2 separate regions of the Homo sapiens genome follow, and region 2 is linked to region 1. The links are chromatin contacts, found by Hi-C or POLR2A ChIA-PET in ENCODE. All regions are on one chromosome and are shown on one strand. The core of a region is the stretch at or near the end of the contact, and the rest is flanking DNA. Distances in the headings are between cores, read along the strand shown. Region 1 overlaps MTUS2 (microtubule associated scaffold protein 2). Region 2 holds the start of MTUS2-AS2 (MTUS2 antisense RNA 2).

The links. Hi-C counts contacts between places; a loop is a spot of excess contacts on that map. ChIA-PET counts read pairs that join two places held with the same protein, here RNA polymerase II (POLR2A). Pooled maps may share reads with other maps.
Region 2: a pooled map shows a loop between it and region 1 (2.0-fold over the local background). The contact joins the promoter of MTUS2-AS2 here to the enhancer-like site in region 1. A Hi-C loop is called at or near these places in 3 of 37 single-sample maps with no recorded cell type and 3 of 50 pooled maps. POLR2A ChIA-PET finds 5 or more read pairs at or near these places in 2 of 52 experiments (HEK293 and activated naive CD4-positive, alpha-beta T cell).

The regions. Positions count from the first base shown.
Region 1 is chr13:29,124,609-29,127,598 of GRCh38, reverse strand. The region is part of intron 5 of MTUS2 (microtubule associated scaffold protein 2); the gene reads right to left. All of the region lies in intron 1 of LOC124903144 (a long non-coding RNA gene), which reads left to right. Among named protein-coding and RNA genes, the nearest start is that of MTUS2-AS2, 120 kb to the left of the region's middle. Within about 2 kb of position 1,423, at least 2 of the 41 ENCODE cell types and tissues checked have a DNase peak (open chromatin) inside an H3K27ac peak, as active enhancers do.
Region 2 is chr13:29,248,798-29,251,929 of GRCh38, reverse strand. It overlaps MTUS2-AS2 (MTUS2 antisense RNA 2), which reads left to right and starts at 1,376. Exons shown (of 3, transcript NR_185827.1): 1 at 1,376-1,515. The region is part of intron 5 of MTUS2 (microtubule associated scaffold protein 2); the gene reads right to left.

The DNA of each region.
Region 1 (2,990 bases), core at 174-2,673:
AGCCAAAATCCACTGTGCAAGCCTACAGGGTGGAAACTTGGGGGCAGGAGCTGATGTTGCAGTCTTGAGGCACAATTTCTTTCTCTTCAGGGAAGCCTCAGTTTTGCTCTTTAAGGCCTTTGAAATGATTGGATGAGGCTCACCCAGGCTAAAGAAGATAACTTCTTTTTCTTAAAGTCAGCAAATTATAGATGTTAAGGACATCTACAACATACCTCCATGGTAACATCTAGATTCACATCCAAGTGAATAAGTGGGTACTCTGGCCTAAATGAGTGTCCAGTGAATAACTGGGTACTCAGGCCTAGCCATGTTGACACAGAAAACTGACCAACCCAGAGGGGAAATCCAGGGAGTGTGGAAGGACAGGACAGAGACCTCTCACTCACACTTGGGCAGGGGGAGGGGGCATGATATCAGGTAAGGATCTCTGGAGGAAGTGCTACTAAAGCTAAGGTTTTAAGGCTGAAGAACAAGTTAGGTGGTGTGGGAGCAGCTCAATGGCTGGGGCCAGGAGCAGGTGAGCAAGACGCATGTGGGTACACAAGAGACACCCAGGAGCCCAGACGGAGAGGGCACCCAAGACAGCACCTGGGGCAGAGGCTGGTGATCAGAGCACTGAACACTGACTGAGCACTGACCACATGCCCACCACTGTCCAGTGTGCTTTACATGCATTTTCTCTTTAATCCTCACAATCGCCCTGTGATATGGGTACCATTAACCACATGTGCTGATGAGAAAACTGGTGTACAAAGTGGCCAGTGAACTTTCCAAGGTCTCCCAGCTCCTGAGTAGAGACGCAGGACCCCAACATAGGCATTCTAAGGTCTTCAGGTTGTAGGATGAAGTAGAGCAGGGGTGTCCAATATGTAGCTTCCCTGGGCCACATTGAAAGAAGAATTGTCTTGGGCCACACATAAAATATACTAACAACAGCTGATGAGCTAAAATTTAAAAAAAAAAATCACAAAAAAATCTCATAAGGTTTTAAGAAAGTTTACGAATTTATGTTGGGTCACATTCAAACCCATCCTGGGCTGCATGGAGCCAGGAGGTTGCAGGTTGGACAAGCTCGAAGTAAAGGGCAGAGATGAAGAAATTACTTTAGCTTTGGATAGAAACAGGAAAGCAGAGCTAAAGACAGGTAGAGCGAGAGGGGTAAGTGGCAGTAAAATGGGAATTCTGTAGTGTGGTGGAGGTTTGGAGTAGCCACTGTGGAAAATGAGGCGAGAAATGAAAGAATGGGAAATACGGCTGTAGGTTAGCACAGAGAACAAAGATTTCAGAGGCTGACAAGGCACAGGATGTGACTACACGTATGAACTCTTCACATGGGATTGAAGGTTACTGCAGTCATAGAGGTAAGGAACTGAAAAGACCTCCTCCCCGTGGGTTCTCAGTAAAGGGCAGGAGTTAAGGGAAAGAGGAAGTGCAGGTATGAGGACAGCCCACCAACCTCATTTTTGGTATATGGAGAAGTTAAATGCGTGTCAAAGTAGTTCACATACATAGCTATATTCCTCTCCTCACTGTCTACTCCAGATAGTCTGTTAAAGACAGTGAACACAGCAGTCTGAGTAGAATATACAGTTCTTGCTTCAGAAGAAAAGAGAATCCCCAATTATGGCTATCCTTTGGCCAATCCAGTGGAATCATTTCAATTTTGTACATTTGCCACTGACTTTATTTCTGTGGATCACAGAATTCAGTAAGGGGATGCCTCAAACAGAAAGCTGTCTCATTTAAGTCTGTTCTGTGGCTCTGTGCAGGAAGTGAACTGAGTAATCTAACTATTGTCTTTGTTTGCTAAGTTTAACCAAAAAGAAGTCCTCTGGGTTTAAAAAATCATCATGAAATAAAGAGTTTGCCTTTTAACAACTTCATTTTACTGAGTGATTTTTATAACTTCCCAGGTAAAGCTATTAGTTTTCAGAGTGTAAATCCTGCGGCAGGTTGCCTCTGGGCTCTTGAAAAACCTAAGGTGCTTTGGCTAAGAAAACAAAACACAGGAGTGGCTGCATGAAACCGTTCATGTAGAAACAGCACAGCATATTCTTGACAAAGTGTTCATATTATTCAATAAAGTAGCTAGAAATGAAAACATTTAGATTCAACGTTTCTTCTTTCATTTTAGGAGATACGAAATTAATGTTAGATTTGCTTCTGTTGACAGCAGTCATGTTGCTTGGCAACCTTAAGTGTTTCTTGGGTTGAATTGCAAACGACTCAAGCAGCTACTCATTTTAAACCAAGGAAGCTGCTCAAGAAGTTCAATGTGATGCCTATCACATACCCCATCACTCACACTGATGCAAGAGATTTATTTGTAAGATGCTACCACTATTGGATGTAAACACCTACACCCCATTGGCCCTACAAGCTGTCCTATAGTTATCAAAGTGACATTTTAGCCCACTTGATTTAGTTTTCTATTTCTTTATTAACAACTAAATAATTGGCTGACATTGGACATTTAAAATTTATTTTCTAACTGTGGTAAAATTCACATAATATAATTTTACTATTTTTAAGTGTAAAGTTCAGTGGTATTAAGTACATTTACATTGTTGTGCAACAATTACAACCATCCATCTCCAGAATTTTTGCATCTTCCCAAAGTGACACTCTATACCTGTTAAACAGTAACTTCCCATTCCTCCTTCTCTTTAGCCCCTGACAACCCCATTTTACTTTCCGTCTCTATGAATCTGAGTACTCCAGGTACCTCCTATTAGTGGAATCATGCAGTATTTATTTGTCCTTTGTGTCTGGCTTATTTCACTCAGCACAATGTACTCAAGGTTCACCCATGTTGTAGCATGTGTCAGAATTTCTTTTCCTTTTAAGGCTGAATTGTCTTCTGCTATATGGATAAATGACATTTTGTTTATCCATTCATCCATCAATGGTTACTTGGTCTGTTACCACCTCTTGACTGTTGTGAATAATACAACTAGGAACATGGATACATAAATATCTCTTCACAA
Region 2 (3,132 bases), core at 127-2,626, 120 kb before region 1:
AAAGCAGGGACTCAAATAGATATTTGTAGACTCGTGTTCATAGCAACTTTATTTACAATAGCCAAAAGGTGGAAACAACCCAAATGTCCATTGACAGATAAATGAATAAACAAAATGTGGTATATGCACACAATGAAATATTATTCAGCCTCAAAAAGGAAGGAAATTCTGACATATGCCACAACATGGATGAACCTTGAAGATACCATGCTCAGGAAAGAACAAATACTGTATCATTCCACTCATAGGAGGTACCTAGAGTAGGCAAATTCATAGAGATGAGAAAAGTAGAATAGCAGTTCATAGAGATGAGAAAGTAGAATGGCGGTTGCCAGAAGCTGCGGGGGAGGGATAAATGGGGAGTCAGTGTTTAATGGCACAGAGTTTCTGTTTTGGATGATGAGAACGTCGAGGTAGATGGTGGTGATGGTTGCACAACAATGTAAATGTACTTAGTGCTACTGTACTGTACACTTATTAGGTTGGTGTGAAAGTAATTGAGGTTTTTGAAAAACTGCAATTACTTTTGCACCAATCTAATAAAAATGGTCAAAATGTAAGTTTTAAAAATGGTTTAAAAACCTCATGCCCATGCCAGATGGTAGGCATTTATTATTATTATTATTATTATTATTATCATCATCCCATTTTCACAGGTAAGAAAGCCAAGGCTGAGTGATATTAAGGGGCTTGCCTACATAAGTACAGAGTTTGGATTTGAACTTCAAGGTTTTAACCCCAAAGCTTCTGCTGTTAATTTTATGCTAAATGATCTTGTTCTCGTATTCACTCAGCAATCTTCACTAAAGCCACAATCACAACTTTATATTATAAATTACCATCTGATCAGTTTCTTCTTTTTCTACACTTTGAACTCTCAATGAAAAGAGGGAGCATTTCATGTGGAGCAAGAGAATCAGTGACAATGTCTGATAAACCACAAACCCTCTGGGTGATACCTGTTCCCAACAGCAGTATCAGTGCTGCTCTGGTATTTAAAACTTTGGTCAATATAGACAGTCTGCTCTGCTCTATGGGGACTGCACATCTTCTGAGCACTGAAGATTATTGTTTTTTGCGGGTTGGTGTTAAATTGAAATTTACGGGTAATAAAAACTAGAAATTCTTGGTACTTAACTAAGAAAATTTCCAAACCATAATGTTAAATTTGTAAAGCAGTTTATCCTGAGAGACTAGATGTGACAACACTAATCGCTATTTTTCAAAATGAGAAGTCGTATGTAAGCCAAAATTTCTGAAAGCATAGAATCAAAATCATTCCCTCTCCCCTGTGAAATGCGGAGAGTGGACAAAAAGGTGAGAATTCTACTTTTACGGTGTGATACTCAGGTCTGCCTTCTCTGCCTCTATGTGTAGTATTTCCCTCCGGAGTGTAGCTCCTGTGAAATGCTCCAAGATGATCTCGGATGCAAATTCAGCCATGCAAGAGTGATGAAATGCTTGCATTATTTCCAAAGATGAATTAAGACAATGAGGCAGCTCTTCATTTGTCAAGTAAGCAAGAATCATATTTTTCTGAATGGTCATAATCGATAGCACTGTTCTGAGGCCATTAAGATGGCATGCTGATACTGAAACTCATGTTCTTGTTCCAAACCATACAACTGAGCTCCTCGGGATTTTGATGACTGAATGAACATGCCCTGGTCACAGCAGAAAGACGAGAGCCAATGACACCACAACATAATCAAAATATTTCAACTTGAACATGTTATTCCTTCTTTTTCACTGTTTGAGTATTATATGCCACCTGGTTTTCCTTATCCATTTTATTTTATTTTATTATTTTTTAAGAAAGAATTTAGACTTTATTTAAACTTGTTTTAACTACTTTGAAAATTACAGGGTATCTTTTGCTGTGCAGAAGCTCTTTAATTACATCTCATTTGTCGATTTTAGCTTTTGTTGCAATTGCTTTTGGTTATTTCATCATAAAATCTTTGCTCATGCCTATGTCCTGAATGGTATTGCCTAGGTTTTCTTCTAAGGTTTTTATGGTTTGGGATTTTACATTTAAATCTTTAATCCATCTTGAGTTAATTTTTGTATAAGGTGTAAGGATGGGGTCCAGTTTCAGTTTTCTGCATATGGCTAGCCAATTTTCCCAGAACCATTTATTAAATAGGAAATCCTAGTATCAGAGTGAACAGGCAACCTACCGGAATGGGAGAAAATTTTTGGAAAACACCCATCTGACAAAGGTCTAATATTCTGAATTTACAAAGAACTTAAACAAATTTACAAGAAAAAACAACCCCATCAAAAAGTGGGCAAAGGACATGATGAGACACTTCTCAAAAGAAGACATTTATGCCGCCAACAAACATATTAAAAAAAGCTCAACATCACTGATCATTACAGAAATGCAAATCAAAACCATAATGAGATACCATCTCATGCCAGTCAGAATGGCGATTATTAAAATGTCAAGAAACAACAGATGCTGGTGAGGCTGTGGAGAAACAGGAACACTTATACACTGTTGGTGGGAATGTAAATTAGTTCAACCATTGTGGAAGACAGTATGGTGATTCCTCAAGGATTTAGAACCACAAATACCATTTGACCCAGCCATCCCATTACTGGGTATATACCCAAAGGAATATAAATCATTCGTTTTGGCTGGGTGCGGTGACTCAAGCCTGTAATCCTAGCACTTTGGGAGGCTGAGGTGGGTGGATCATGAGGTCAGGAGTTTGAGACCAGCCTGGCCAATATGGTGAAACCCCATCTCTACTAAAAAAAATGCAAAAATTAGCCAGGCATAGTGGTGCACGCCTGTAGTCCCAGCTACTTGGGAAGCTGAGGCAGGAGAATTGCTGGAAGCTGGGAGTCAGAAGTTGCAGTGAGTCGAGATAGCACCACTGCACTCCAGCCTGGGTGACAGAGCGAGACTCTGTCGAAAGAAAGAAAGAACAAACGAACAAACGAACGAAAGAAATCATTCTGTTATAAAGATACATGCATACATATGTTTATTGCAGCACTATTCACAATAACAAAGGCATGCAACCAACCCAAATGTCCATCAATTCTAGACTGGATAAAGAAAATGTGGTACATATAAACCATGGAATACTATGCAGCCATAAAAAGGAATGAGATCATGTC